Regions from separate parts of the Homo sapiens genome. Here region 2 is linked to region 1. The links are chromatin loops, found by intact Hi-C in ENCODE. Cell type or tissue: heart left ventricle. All regions are shown on one strand. Region 1 overlaps RTL9 (retrotransposon Gag like 9). Region 2 overlaps TMEM164 (transmembrane protein 164).

The links. A loop is a pair of places that touch in the nucleus more often than their neighbours do. Peaks named below come from ENCODE experiments on the same cell type or tissue, not always from the same donor. Only the 100,000 strongest peaks of a DNase experiment are listed, where the experiment ranks them.
Region 2: a loop joins it to region 1, with 7 times the contacts of the local background. A loop is called at or near these places in 2 of 110 quality-filtered maps.

Annotation. Positions count from the first base shown.
Region 1 is chrX:110,403,437-110,411,436 of GRCh38, reverse strand. The region is part of intron 1 of RTL9 (retrotransposon Gag like 9); the gene reads right to left. It also overlaps a transcript of AMMECR1 not described here. Among named protein-coding and RNA genes, the nearest start is that of RTL9, 49 kb to the right of the region's middle. RefSeq lists an enhancer at 3,360-3,409. In heart left ventricle, a CTCF peak has its summit at 3,093 (motif pointing right); no DNase peak of the experiment used is centred here.
Region 2 is chrX:110,023,828-110,031,827 of GRCh38, reverse strand. The region is part of intron 2 of TMEM164 (transmembrane protein 164); the gene reads right to left. Among named protein-coding and RNA genes, the nearest start is that of TMEM164, 25 kb to the right of the region's middle. In heart left ventricle, no CTCF peak of the experiment used is centred here; no DNase peak of the experiment used is centred here; H3K4me3 peaks cover 465 bases; H3K27ac peaks cover 1,326 bases.

The DNA.
Region 1 (8,000 bases):
AAAGATTCAGCTTTATATTTTGGTGGCAGGCCGGTTGTCACAGTAAATGGCACCATGTATTAAATGGTGCATCCTTTTCCCCAGAAATGGTGAGGCTGAAGCCCAGAGAAGGGACGACTCTTGCCCAGGGTCATGTAGCAAATTAGTGGTGACCAAACTCTTCCCAGATCTTGAGGCTACTGACTTCCATGCCAGTGATACAAAACTGAACTCATCACAGCTCCATTCTCTGGTGCACTTGAACAGTCTTCCCTGACCCACGCCAAGGTTCACTGTCGGAGGCCACAGTATTTTTCCTTTCCAATAGGCCCCCTGACTTCTCTTGCTCAGAGATACAAGTGCAGTGACCCATGGCAGCTCTGCTGCTTATAAATAGGAAGACACTTGCTGATCGCTGCTGAAATACCTCACATTAAGGCAGCTTTGGACACAGAAGACTGGAGGCAGAGAGCAGATAGATTTGCCATTTAGGAACCAAAATAGGAAGTGCCTAATTTTAAATAAAGAGATTTGGCATTGTTTTCATCCAGTTGCTGATGGAGCAGCTGCCATCGTGGAGCTTTTCAAGGAGGCTGCCTTGAATTGCGCCAAAATGATAAGCTTGTGGCTTGGAGGCTGCTGGGACTTGTCCCAAGGCCCCAGCTACGACATATCTAGGATCCAAAAGGTTATCTTGAAACGACAGGTGACTACATCACCACCAACGCAGCTTGACCTGACATCCCATTTCACTTAATGTTTCCCTTCTCCCTCCATGCTTCCCAAAGCTGTGGACATTTTGTCTGTGGAAAGCTGCTACCCCCAGGAGACAAGCATCTGGGAGAGCATCTCCACAGAAAAAGAAAAGTAAAGTGGGAGTTGAAGTCATTCAGGCTACTTGAGACAACAATTTTTAAAAGCTCCTATTTTCCCTCAGTTACCAGGAGATTTTCGGTCAAAGTGTTCAAAGAAAATAGGTGGATAATTACCTCCATTATTTCACTTGGCTTTCTATGGATAGACATCGTCAAAGATATTGGCGAGTTCCTCTTGTCCTACTAATCTTGATGGGTATTTTGTTGATTCACTTCCAAACTCTGAAGTAAATGTACTGCTTATTATAACGAAAAACAACCTTTAAGATGCCCTCTGTCCTCTACCTCTAGGCAGAGTGAGCAGCAGCTTGTACAGTGAAATTTAAGGTCCTTCTTCCCACACTAATAATGTCAGATCGTCCCACCACCAATACAGGGGAGGAAAAACCCTGAGTTCCATTTCCAACTCTGCCATGACTTGCTCTGTGACCCGAGGCGAGTCATCATCCCTGTCGGTGACTCAGCTGGCTACCCATAAAACGAGAAAGTCAGTCTGAGTGGTTTCCCTAACTGGGTTCCTCATCAAAATCACCAGTGATACTGTTAATAATATGCAGATAATTCAAGTCCTCATCTCGGACTTACTGAATCAGACTCTGAGGATTAGGAGCCACACTGCATCTGTATTTCAACAGCATTCCTGGTAATTCCATTGTACAGCCAGGTTTGGGATCTAGTGAACCAGATGACCTCAGGGTCCCTTCTGCTCCTGACAACAGGTGGTTCAATACCTCCCTCTGTACTTATGTACCATATCTCTAAGTGAGGTGCTGCCCCCTGCCCTTCTTGCTAAGTGGGAGCCCATTCTCTTATCAGGAGCCCTGAAGGCTTTAGCCATTCCTTTGTCAGATATTTAGCAGTTACCTTTGAGGACAGGACCCAGAAGGAAGGAGTACACGTATTATTGATGGGATCAGGGGAGTGAAAAAAAAAAAACAGCAGCAGCAACAACAGAAAAATGGGGGAGCTGGATCTGCCTGAAGGCCAAGACAGCCTGAGATCCTAATGGGGGCATGGAGGGCATTGACAGATTATACGTACAATACTCGAGCCTCATTTTCCCTGGTATCCTCTCTGTCTTGGCCAGACAAAACAATGCAAAGAGGTACAGCTAAGCTGGAAAACAGCCCTCTTTTTAGGTAGTGAGGTCTTTGGGCCCCTACGATTGATACCAGCAAGTGAGAATGTAAACACAACTCTCTTCACCACTGGGACCATCTGACGTCAGTCCCTTGGCTCCAGCATGTCTCAAGATAAGAGGACTGTAGGAAGCCCTGGGCCTTGACATTAGGACGCTCTAGCTTTGAGGCAAACTCTGAACTATGGTTTCTCTTCTGATAACTGGGATCCTGCCTTCTTTTGGTGATCAAAAGTCCCCGTCTCAAAAAAAAAAGTCCCCATCTCCTGCCAGTTTTATATACCCCGACTATGCTGACCTACATGCCTGACTCCAGCTGTGTGCTTGCATCCACATTCATTATTCATTATTTATAAGCACCTCAGTTAATTAGGCCAAACGGAAGCAAAACACATGGTCCTGGCCCTCACGAAGCCATCAGGCTAGCACAGTGGTGTTCAACCTTATCAGACTTAACATCCTCTCTTTTATAATAAATCTGCTTTTGCTTCACCCCTTTACTATCCTGAAATTAAATTTCTAGGTACTATAACCTACCTACACGCATAAGTTCAAAAAGATAGCTATATGTCCTGCCACATAAAGAGAAAATAAAGCAATACATAATAAAACACTATGTATTTAACTCTGTAAATGCTCACACAGGACTACATTGAATGATTAAATGAAGTAGTCAGAAGCTTGTGCCTTTATATAGAATCCCCATGAATGCAACAGTTATGGACACAAACTGATATGTTATATTGATTAATTCCAAAAGCAACATCACAATTGTTGACATGATTTCCTGAAATGGTGAATGAGTCTGTGTGATCCTCTGTAACCATGTAATCTTCCATATCTTTACAGAATAGTTGATTAAAACTGTGGGGTCGGGGCAGGGGAAGCAAAACCCTTTATGCTTAGGTATAAAACATTTATAGTAAAAGTTTAGATAATTAGAAAAGCAGTTTTCAGCTCCATGGAAGTCCAGCAGAACATTCAAAAATTATTCGGGATGCTAGACTATTTTTCATTTTGCAAGTCTGTCGTGGGCGTTGGAGAACATCTAGCATCCCCATTTCCAGTCCTCTGAATACCCTCTTGCATTTTCCAAAAGTCCCCTAGGGGGCAGTATTGTCTCAGTTGAGAGCCACCAGTCTAGTCATTCAGTTTCTGTGGAACTGGGATTTTGTCTGGTTCTTCCCAGGCTCCCAACTCCTTCACCCTTGCCTCCAAGGACTAGAGTCCCATCCTTGCTACTAGCACCTGGCAGGACTCCTAAGCCTCACCTGCTCCTGCTCAGTTCAGCTAGGCTGGGCAGGACTTCTGCTTTCACCAAAGCCAAGTGCTTCTCTAAATTGATACCTGTTGTTGCCACTCTCTTTGGGTGCCCCACTAAACTCAGCTGCAGTTGAGTTTCCTGCTCCATCCCAACAGGGTGCATTTTGCGGCATATGCCAGCTCTTCCACTCTGAACTTCCAATCTCCAGCCCCCTGACACTATGATCACCCACAGACCCAGGCCGTTGATAGTCAGTAGAACAGGTCCAACTACAGCAAGGTTTGAACTTGTGCCTCACCAGAACCCTGTGGCCTTTTGCCTTCAGCTAGATCCCCTTCTGATATTGAAACAGGAAAGAATTATCTTCTGCAAATAGAAAGAAAATGAGAGTCAGACCTTCTGTTAGGGCCCTCTTCTACCAGCCTTTAAATAGTTTTCTTGTCAGCCTCACACAGATAGCCCCAAACCATTTGAGAAGCCAGCACAGCTCCCTGCAAAGCACTGTAGCAAAAGGACTATGTACTCTGGAATCAGATGGACCTGAGTTCAAGTCCAGGGTCTATCTCATACTGCTTAAAGACAAAGAAATTCACTTAGACTCTCTGAGCTGCAGTTTGCTCACCTGGAAAAATGGCAACAATAATGAATGTCTGGAAAATGCTTAGCACAGTACCTGCCACATAGTAATCTGCTAGTAAATGGTTGTTATTTGTATTATTCTAGCAATCACATGGTATGTGCTGAAAAGTGGCTTCTGCTGACCTTACCTGTCCTATCCTATATATTTGCACTGTATCTTCTAGACCAAGGCAGAGTTTCCTGTGAGGCTCACTAGGATGAATCTGCATCCTGGGTTGAAGTTCCAACAGTGAGAAATACCAAGCTGGTAAAATCTCAAGGACTCTCTTCACCCAGCCATTGAGAATGTATTTTTATTTTTTCTATTCTGTCTCATTCCACAAAGAAAATCTTTTATGTAGCATTGAGCAAACCAGGATGGGGAAGCAGAATTAACTAGAAACTATACTTAAACAGGTTCCCACTTTCCTATAAAATTCAAGAATTGTCTGCAAAGGTGACTGGTGAAGTTGGCGGCATTGTTAATCACCTAAAGCAGCGTTTGCGCAATACCAGAGCTTTCCGAGGAAAAGGAGAAAACACAATCAATCATCCAGGTGCCAAAGAAGGCATTCAGCTCCTGTGCAGAGATGATATTAAAAAGTTACCTCAGTGCAAGCAACTAGATTAAGACAACAGACATCTTGAAGGTTCTAACCTGTTTGCTTAGCATTAAGAAATGGTGTTGAACAACCCAAAAACTATTGCATGAAACATCCACACATTCATCAATCAGTCAATATTTATGGAGCACACACTACATGCCAGGCACTATGAGAACTATAGAAAGCAGAGGAGCATAAGACTTTCCAGAACCAAAAAGAGGAATGCTTTTACACTGTTGGTGGGTGTGTAAATTAGTTCAAATATCGTGGAAGACACTGGAGATTCTTCAAGGATCTAGAACTAGAAATACCATTTGACCCAGCGATCCCATTACTGGGCATATACACAAAGGATTACAAATCATGCTGCTATAAAGACACATGCCCACCTATGTTTATTGCGGCACTATTCACAATAGCAAAGACTTGGAACCAACCCAAATGTCCATCAATGATAGACTGGATAAAGAAAATGTGGCACACATACACCATGGAATATTATGCAGCCATAAAAAAGAATGAGTTCACGTCCTTTGCAGGGACATGGATGAAGCTGGAAACCATCATTCTCAGCAAACTATCGCAAGATCAGAAAACCAAACACCGCATGTCCTCACTCATAAGTGGGAGTTGAACAATGAGAACACATGGAAGCAGAGAGGGGAACATCACACACCGGGGCCTGTGGGGCGTGGGGGGCTAGGGGAGGGATAGCATTAGGAGAAATACCTAATGTAGGTGACGGGTAGATGGGTGCAGCAAACCACCATGGCACTTGTATACCTAAGTAACCAAACTGCAAGTTCTGCACATGTAACACAGAACTTGAAGAAAAAAAAAAAACCACTTTCCAGAACCTTCCTTGAAGAACTTACTATCCAATTTGGGGAGTCGGGGGTGGAGGTGGAGAGAAAAGAACAAATCTCTAAACAAAGCAATAGAAAGCCCTTCAGCTAGGGTTTTCAGAGTAGGCTAACATCCTTTTCATTGCTGTAATTACAGTCTCATAAAATTAAGCAGACCAGATGTTCTGTGATTTGGTAAAAGAGAAAATATAGTCAAGCTTATTAAAGAGACTGTTTGACTTTACAAGGACTTGCACACCATGGTTCAGAACCAGGTGTTGGTGTCAGGTGGATCTGCGTTTAAGTTCTGGCTCCTCCACTTACTAGCTGGGTGACCTTGCCCAGGTTGTCTAACTTCTTTGGGCCCGTTTCCTCCTATGGAAATTGAGGGTAATAGCAATACCTTTTTGGAAGGATCATAGTGAAGATTAATAGAGATACCTTATATAAAACACTTAGCATAGAGCCTACCACACAGTTAATGTTCCCTTAAAAAGCAGCTTATTATAATTATTAAAAGAGAGAGAATGACTATTGCTAGCATTTGCCAAGGACATCTGGAAACTCTGAAAGAAAATTTCAGCCTCTTCTATTAGCAGTGGGGACAGGTTTCCCTCCCTTCTGGAGCACTAACATTCTTGGAGAAACAGCCAGCTGGATATGGTAAGATGGTGAGGTAAACAAAGTGTTTCTCCAAAAGTTCCATACCTTCTCCTCCCAGGTTAATTTGGCTTTTACGCTGCTACCCATTTGCTCAGAAGGGGCTCCTTTCAGCCATTGAGGCCCTCTCTGGGAGCTCTTGGTTATCCAATTTTAATGTTCCCCTCTTTACAAGCTCCCTTTGCAATTTGGCATTCTACATCTTCTTCCCTGAGGGATAACAACACAAGAAAGGATAGAAAAATTGCAACGTGACCTTTTTAAAAAGAATGACCTGTATGCAAAATCCCAACAGCACCTCTTAGAAAATACATTTACACAAAACCCCATGAAAGGCTCTGACTCATGCTTGGGGGGGGGGGGGACACAACAAGCACACCTGAATATATTTTTCGAATTTAACTGACAAAAGCGTATCTCTGAATCTCCATCACAGTATGTATAGTTTCCACCCCAAAAGTAAACACTTTAGGCTATTAGGAGAAATGACAATGGCCGTTTCAACAGAATGCGGATGACAGAATTTGCTTCCGAAAATGCTACTATGTGTATTTTCTTGTTTCCTGGTTATTAATATAACACATTTTGCCTCTGAGTGAAATGTTTTTACTTATGCCAAGAAAAATCGTGAGTTACAGGAAGTCTAACAGGCTTAATTAGTGAGTTTAACTTAATCCGGTGATTTTCAGCAACCCTGACAGAGTCAGGTTCACTCCCTGAATTTAATGGGAAGTGGTCAGAAATGGCCTTTAGCAACCTTATGAGAGAAAAGGCACATGATGCGCACAAACAAGGCCGGTTCTCCCAAGGTAAAAATAATAGGCTGAGGTACCGTAATTATCAACAGTGGTTTTTGTATACAGGTGCCTACTGCATGTGTTACCTGTTGCTTTCAGCTTTCGTAATTACAGTTTCTTATGATCAGACAGTGCTATTTTCCCTTCCTATTACCAACCAGCATGCTCAGGTGAAAGTTGTTCATGCCCCTGGAGTTTGTCCTGCGAGTGTATTTTTAAAGGCAAAGCTTCTTAGCCCAGCCAAATGAAACTGATCGGAAAAGCACCATAGAAACCAGAGGCCTATTATGTGTAATAGCTGGGCTCTTTGCAGCCCTATCCTAAGCACTAGGCCACAATTTCGGAAGGAAAGAACCTGTAAAGACTTCAGAAGACAGCAATGAAGACGATTAAGGGATTGGAAAAGAGGATCTAGGGGAAAAGGTTAAAGGTATTAGGATTATAAGGACGATTTAGCCTCAAGAGGAAAAAAAATGAAGGAGCCTGACCAACTGTTCTTCCTCGCTATTGATGGCACAGAATAAACGAATGGTAGCATGACGTACTTTAGTTTAGATGTAAGAAAGAACATGACAACAAGTCTCCGGAATCACTAAAGACTGTTCGTTCTTCATTCCTAAAACATTAGTCGAGCTTCCACCCCATGCTGGACTGTGTGCTGAGCACTGGAGAAGAAGTTCACAGGCTAATGAGGGAGACATGCCAAACAGATCATTATAAGACAGTGGGAGGCTTAGTATAATTGAAGGAATTCAGAATGCTTTGGACTTTTAAAAGGCGATTGGGTGTATACAGCACATATATATCACCTCCAGTGGGGTCTGAGGCAGTACCCAGTAATCAAGTACATTGATATTTCTGGAGCAAAAACACATGAATATTCACACAGGGTGTGAAAAATAAAGACTATAAATAACCTCATGTCAGTTCAAGTTGCGCTGCCAAATGAGTTTGTCATAAACGTACAAAGGCTCTCAGTTTCCAGAGCTTTTGGGGTTTTGGAATGATAGCTATGAGGCTATGAGTCTGGGTAAGGGGAGTCTGGCCAAGCACCAAGACCTGGGAATGACAGGGAGCTTCAGAATGTGGGCAGAGCCTGTGTCTCTAATGTGCCCCAATTCTGCTGCCCTGGTATCATGGACGTGTTTGGAGAAGGATCCGGGCATGTGCATGTGTGTGCGCGCATGCGTGTGTGTGTGTCTGTCTGTCTGTCTGTGTG
Region 2 (8,000 bases), 380 kb after region 1:
TCATAGAAGTAGAGAGTACAGTAGTAGTTACTAGAGGTGGGGAAAGGTAGGGGGAAAGGAGGGATTAGGGAGACATTGGTTAATGGATACGTGTATCAAAATCTCACACTGTACTTCAAAAATATATAAAATATTATGGATTAATTAAAAATAATAACAATAAGCAAAAAAACCTTTTTAAAATTATTATAAAAAGGAGGACTAGGGAAGGGCACTGCAGCTCATGCCTGTAATTCTAGCACTTTGGGAGGTTGAGGCAGGAGGATCACTTAAGGCCAGGAGTTTGAGACCAGCCTGGGCAACATAGTGAGACCCCCATCTCTTAAAAAATATATAAAACATTAGCTGGACATAGTGGTGTGCATCTGTAGTCCCAGCTACTTGGAAAGCTGAAGTGGGTAGATAGCTTGAGCACCAGAGTTTGAGGCTGCAGTGAGCCCTGATCGTGCTGCTGCACTCAAGCCTGAGTGATAGAGTGAGACCTCAACTCTTTAAAAAATGTTAAAACCCAAATGCCCATCAATGATAGACTGGATAAAGAAAATGTGGCACATATACACCATGGAATACTATGCAGCCATAAAAAACAATCAGTTAATGTCCTTTACAGGGACATGGATGAAGCTGGAAACCATCATTCTCAGCAAATTAACATAGGAACAGAAAACCGAACACCTCATGTTCTCACTCATAAGTGGGAGTCAAACAATGAGAACATATGGGCACAGGGAAGGGAACATCACATGCCGGGGCCTGTCGGCAGTTGCAGGGGAAGAGGAGGGATAACATTAGGAGAAATACTTAATGTAGACAAAGGGTTGATGGGTGCAGCAAACCACCATGGCACATGTATACCTATGTAACAAACCTACACGTTCTGCACATGTATCCCAGAACTGAAAGTATAATAAAAAATTTTAAAATTTTTAAAAATTATAAGACACAATGTATCATAATAGTTCCTTTTGAAAAGAATGTACTACCTTTTCTTTTTTCTTTTTCTTTTTTTTTTTTTTTGAGACAGAGTCTTGCTCTGTCGCCCAGGCTGGAGTGCAGTGGCGCGATCTCAGCTCACTGCAACCTCCGTCCCCTGGGTTCAAGCAATTCTACTGCCTCAGCCTCCCTAGTATCTGGGATTACAGGCGCCCACCACCACACCTGGCTAATTTTTGTATTTTTAGTAGAGATGGGGTTTCGCCATTTTGGTCAGGCTAGTCTCAAAATCCTGTGATCTGCCCGCCTCGGCCTCCAAAAGTGCTGGGATTACAGGTGTGAGCCACTGCACCCAGTGAATGTACTATCTTTTAAATGGCAACTGTCTCTTGATCCGTTGGCCTTTTCACATCTGAACAATAATAAAACCCACATTTAAAAACACGAAAAAAAATGTTAAAAAAAAAAAAAAAGAGGCCGAATGCGATGGCTCATGCCCATAATCCCATCACTTTGGGAGGCAGAGATGGAAGGATTGCTTAAGCCCAGGAGTTCAAACTAGCCTCGGCAACGCAGTGAAACCCTGTCTCTACAAAAAATACAAAAATTAGCCAGGTGTGGTGGCATGTACCTGTAATCTCAGCTACTCGGGAGGCTAAGGCAGGAGGATCACCTGAGCCCAGGGAAGTCAAGGCTACAGTGAGCCATGATCATGCCACTGCACTCCAGCCTGGGTGACAGAGTGAGACCCAGCCTCAAAAAAAAAAAAAAAAAAAAAAAAAAAAACAGACAGAGAAAAAGAGAGAGAAAAAGGGAGAGAAGAGAACAGGTCAGGGAGACAGATTACCAGAAACTTTCACTTTTGTTTTCTATATTTCTATATTTCTAATTTCTTAATTTATGATCATATGCTACTTCTATAATCAAAAAATAAAGTTTTTTTTAAAAAAAGAGACAGAGAAGTATTGTTACATTCAAATGAAAGAACACCTGAAACAAGGGACCCTAACTGGGTCACCTGCTCCCCCTTCATTGAAACTCTCTGAGTAGCAAGGAAGGGCTAGCAAAGAGGACTAGCTCAGAGTGCTTATTTAGGAAACGCAATCAGAATCAGGAGCTGCTGCCCTAACAGAGCATGAAAATAAGATTTCACAGCACCACATAGGCTCAAGAGCTGGACTGAAAAGTTCCATTCCCACCCATATGTGACCAAATGTAATTTGTCTCTCTGTATGCCTTCCAGCTTCACATAGTCTGATTCCATTCGAAAATCTAATAAAAGGGGGAATAGCTGACATCATTTCTGTTGCTTGATCCTCGTGAACACTGTCTTCTATAGACTTTATTTTTGTTTCCTGCAGAGCAAGTGAGGGAACTAATAAATTATTTAGAATCCCTATGCAACTATTATTTCAATTTCTCCACACCTCACTTCTGTCAGGGGAAAAGGGAACCAGTCATTGAACCTAAAAGGCAGAGAGGTAACAGGATTTGGCTCAAGTCTCATAGAAAATACTAGGCAGTAAGAAGAAGAAAGTCCAAGGGTCTGAAACATGTCTGACCAACCAGAAGTAATGTCTGTAAGGCCCATGAAAAATAAAGCTTTCCTTCCCAACCCCTCATGCATCCCAGAAGGAATGCAGCTTTTAAGAGTGTTTTCAATAACGACAAAAGCCTCTGGCACTTGAGGATATGAGGGTGTTAATTTTGTTTGGCAATGTCAAATTTAAGAACTCTTCAAGAAGGTGCAATTTTGATTTTAAGGGTGTTTCTTCCCTGGAGCTGAAAATCCAATTTACCCAGCCCACCCAGAGGGATGCTTTCACCATTACCAAGCCACCCTTATAGCATGTAGATCTATCCACACTCTAAGTTGCCACGGGACCCCTATATTGAACATTTTGATCAATAGATGTAACAATAAATGCAAAAATTAACATACTATACCTAATAACACAACCTCAAAAATATATAAAGTAAAGGTTAACAGTACTAAAAGAAGAAATAGACAAATCTACCTCTGTGGTGGTAAACTTTAAAAAATCTCCCAGTAACTGATAGATTAAGCAGAGAAAAAATAAGGTAAGGTGATTGAAGAGCAGCAAAATTAACAAGGTTGATCTAGTGGACACTGTATCATACTGGGCCACAAAACAAATCTCAACAAAATTCAAAGAAACAGAACATACAGATCACATTCTCTGATCACAATGTTATTAAGTTAGAAATCAGCAACAAAAAGATGACTTTTAAAACATTTAGGAAAAAACTGTTAATCCTTCTAAACAACCCATGAGTTAAGAAAGCACAATGGAAATTCCAAAATACTTGGAACTGAGCAATAACAAAATGTTATATCAAAATTAGTGGAATGTAGCTAAACAGTAGGTAGCAAAAATTATTAACCTTTTAATTCATATAGTCAAATAAGAAAGTCTAAAAATAAATAAGCTAAGCATCCCACCTAAGTTAGGAAAAGAACAAGAGACATAACTCCAAAGAAAATATGAAGGAGAAAACAGATTTTTAAAATAAGCAGCAATTAACAAAATAGAAAACAAACATGTAACAGTTCCATCAACAAAGTCTCAATTATTTCCTATAAAAGATAAATAAAACTTACAAACTACTAGTGAGATTGATTTTTTAGTAGCAAATAATAGTATGAGAGAAAAGGAAGAAATCTTTTAAATATCTGTAGTGTTTATAGTTAAGACGCTATTAACAATTTTAAACCAATAAATTTGAAAATTTAGACAAAATGGTCAAATTCCTAGCAAAACATAAATTAAAGACACTGACTAAAGAAAAATACAATGTCTGAAAATTCCTATAACCATTAAAGAAATTGAATCAGTAGTCCATAATCTTCCCACAAAGACAATATCAAAGCCCAGATAGTTTTATAGGCAAGTTCTAACAAACCTTTAAGAAACAAATCACTCTGATCTCATGCAAACTTTTCCAAAGCTTAGAAGAAGAGGAAGCAGCATTGGCCAATCCATTTTATGAAGCTAGCACAAACTTAATAAGAAAACCTGACAAAGGCAGTATGAAAAGTGAAAACTAGAGCCAGATTCACTCACAGATTTATTTTATTTTATTTATTTATTTATTTTTATTTTTATTTTTTTTGAGACGGAGTCTTGCTCTGTCGCCCAGGCTGGAGTGCAGTGGCATGACCTCGGCTCACTGCAATCTCCACCTCCCGGATTCAAGCAATTCTCCTGTCTCAGCCTCCCGAGTAGCTAGGACTACAGGTACACACCACCACGCCCAGCTAATTTTTGTATTTTTAGTAGAGATGGGGTTTCACCATATTGGTCAGGCTGGTCTCGAACTCCTGACCTCAGGTGATCCACCCGCCTTGGCCTCCCAAAGTGCTAGGATTACAGGCATGTGAGCCACTGCGCCCAGCCCACTCACAGTGTTTAAGAATACCATGTAAAATACTAGCAAACCATATCCAGGAACAATAAAAAAGATAATATATCATGATCAAGGTGACTTGATTCTGGGAAGTACAGAGACAATTTAATATTAGAAAATCAATCAGTATAATTGACCACACTGAAAGACTAAAGAACAAAAGCAATATGATCATCTCAACAGAAGAAAAAGCTTCTGATAAAATGCAACATCCATTCATGATTTTTAAAAAATCTTAGCAAACTTAGAATAGGAGGGAACTTCTATAATCTAATAAATAATACCAACAAAAAAATTATAGTAAGGATCATACTTTATGATGAAACACTGAAAGCATATCCTTTAAGGCAGAAAACAAGATAAGAGTTGCTCAACATTGTCACTTGTATTAAGCACTATACGGGAGGTCTCAACTAAAACAGTAAGTTGAGAAAAAGATATTAAAAAAAATAATGGCCACAAAGGAAGAGACAAAGTTCTCATTATTTGCAGATTATGTACGATTGCCAAGATAGAGAACCCAAAGAATCCTCAGATGTATTAATTATAATTAACTTAAAAGCATTTAGCAAGGTTGCTGGATACAAAAATGATGCACAAAGATCAGCTGCATTTCTAAAGACCAGCAGTTACAAAATTATAACATGTTAAGTTAAAAAAGGAAACCAAAGGACTAGAGACTCAACCAAGCAGTTGGTTAAGTTTATGGTCTCTGAACTGCCTAATTTCTAATCCGAGCTCCACCCCACTAGCTGTGTGACTGTAGGCAAGCTATTTAGTTGCTCTGCACCCTACCTTTTAGAATTCTTGTGAGGATTAAATGAGTTCATGCGCATAAGGCACTTAGGACAATGCCTGGCACAAAGTAAGGGCAAAATAAATGTGAGCTGTTATCATTACTGTGAAGAAGTAGGTAATAGGCCTATTACCCACGGCTCTGAGGTTCTAACTATTGGACTCCAATACATCTCCAGGGTAGATAGAGTCAGGGAGCCACAAACTGCTATAAGAGCCAATGAAACCTACCCATGTTTTCCCGAAGGCTGGGCACTGAACTCCCACACCCAGCATACAGCTCATTACTCACACACCCTCTGCCGTCTACAGAGTAATTAGTAGAGGAACACGCCCTTTTCTCTGGAGATTTCCGCCCCAGTCGTACCAACTCTTTAACAAGGAACAAAAGTCAACAACTTCAAGTTTCCTGTGAGGATGAAATCCAGAGTTTCTAATGACTAATCTCCATCGTCAAAAGAAAAGGCAAACCTCAGCCCCTTCAGACAGCTAATGCCAGGAGAAGTTCATGAGGTATTAGAAGAAAGGTTGTTGTTACTGGCTCTATTTCTTGGGGAGCAAGGAGGAAGACTGTAACTAATATTTTTTGAATACCTAATATGTACCACACAGTGTTCCCAGAGCTTTAGAAATATTAACTCACATAATTCTCTAAATAACTTGAAGAGGTAGATAGAATTTTTAGCTCCATTTTACAAATGAAAAACATAATGACAGTGATTGGGTGACTTGCCTAAAGGCACACAGCTCATGAGTAATAGAAATTAGCTTTGAGCTCAGATCTAAGTCAAAAGCCCTATGCCAAGCCAGAAGAAGAGAAGAAATACAGGAGGTTAGTTTGTGAAATGAATGAGGGTCGTGGGTGTAATGAGTGTGACACTGAGTATTTCAATTCTCCTTCTTACTGAGACCAGAGGCCAAAATTAGAATGGGAATGCAAACAATAATTATGTGAATAGAAAACTGAAAGGCAGCAAACCAGCAGGGTATCCAAGTTAGTGTTTAGGAGGTACCCATTTCGTGGCATGACTGAGCAACATTAAAAACAAAAACAAACAAACAAAACAAATACTGCCACACTGTGGCCTCATCTCACTCACTCTTTTTCTGAAAACCAGGATATTCATGGCAGGAACATGCAATTACATGAACTTACCCAGACCTAGGTGAGAATAAGGTAAAATCAGATTGAGGTGCAGAGTTGGCAGCTGAAGAACAAGATGTGTGTGCAGCTTGGGTTTTGATGCCATCTGGTTTTTAACTCCCTCTGTATAGCAATATTGTTGGGCTTTCTAACTCAGCTGCCCTGATACCTGAGCCCACAAGTGATGAGCATCCCAAGGGCTTTGACCTAGGACCAGTGAGCAGAATGCTTAACATTTGTGTAGCACTGACTGTATGCCAAGCAGCACTGCCATCAGAGCCCACCTGTTAGGGCTTCTCCTTCCTGTCCCAAGGTAAATAATTTTGTTCCTTCTAATAGCAGTACCTAGTCTATTCTGCCTTATAAGAACCTGGAGACATACGTGAGCCAGCAGGAGAGGAGGAAAGAGCCTGGCTTTGGGGACAAGCCCTCAGAGCCTTCCCTGATGCAAGCTGATATACAAACCATCCAAAATAAAGGCCACTGGGTTCAAGAACACATATGCCAACACACACACACACACACACACACACACCCAACAATAACAACAACATAAAAATTTTAAGATCAAGCCTACCATTCTAATAGTATTAGATTTTGTAGATTATTAACCTAGTGTTCCTGAATACAAGATCTTTTCACGACACACAGATAAATGAATGATACCATACACTAGACCTAGTTATGTATCTGCCTGCTCTTAAACCCTGCAAGGAGATAAAAGTTACATGTACAATCTGTTGTTTCAATTGCTTCTCTTCTAGAAACCATCATCTCCCAAGGCCCTCTTGTAAAACAGAACACAAATTTTACTAATTCTCACACAGAGCCATAAAACATGGCATCTCGTATTTAAGTGCCCTGTTACCCTTCAGCCTTTATTCAACGTTTACCAACAGTTTTAGAGACTACAAGCCCTGAAATTAAATAACAGCTCCTTTAAGAAAGCTAGAGGACAGGCACAGTGGCTCACAACAGTAATCCCAGGACTTTGGCAGGAGGATCACGTGAGGCTAGAAGTTCGAGACCAGCCTGGGCAACACAGTGAGACCCTGTCTCTACAAAAAATTTAAAAATCAGCCAGGTGCGATGGCATGTGCCTGTGGTCCTAGTTACTCGAGAGGCTGAGGTGGAAGAACTCTTGAGTCCAAGAGTTCGAGGTTACAGTTGAGCTGTAATTACACCACTGCATCTAGCCTGAGTGATAGAACAAGACCCTGTCTCCAACAAACAAAAGAACCAAACAACAAAAAAGGAAAGCTAGTACTTTCTGATGTTAGCAAGAAGCTCACTGAAAAGAAAAAAAAAATGTTTCATTATAAATTCACAAGGGAAAACAGAAACAGTGTGTAACTGGCTAACTAACCCATCCGTGATGAACTATGTATTCTCTCCACATTTGTGTTTCTAATGCATTGTGTCCTTCATCCAATTCTACAATTTTTCCATTCTACCAGGAAGTAGCAAATGAAGCCAGAAAAGGTCTTAGATACCATCTGGTCTGACCCTCTCATTTACAGAGGCAGAAACTGAATCTCAGAGAAGGGAAGGGACTTACTTGACAAATGCAGGTGACTGGCAAGCCTCTTGATACAGTCCACCCCACAGTGGAACAGAACTATAGGTAGGATGCTTCTCTTTCAACCAGTTCTTTAAATTGGCTTGCAGAAAATTGGCAAATGGTTCTTCGTCAATACAA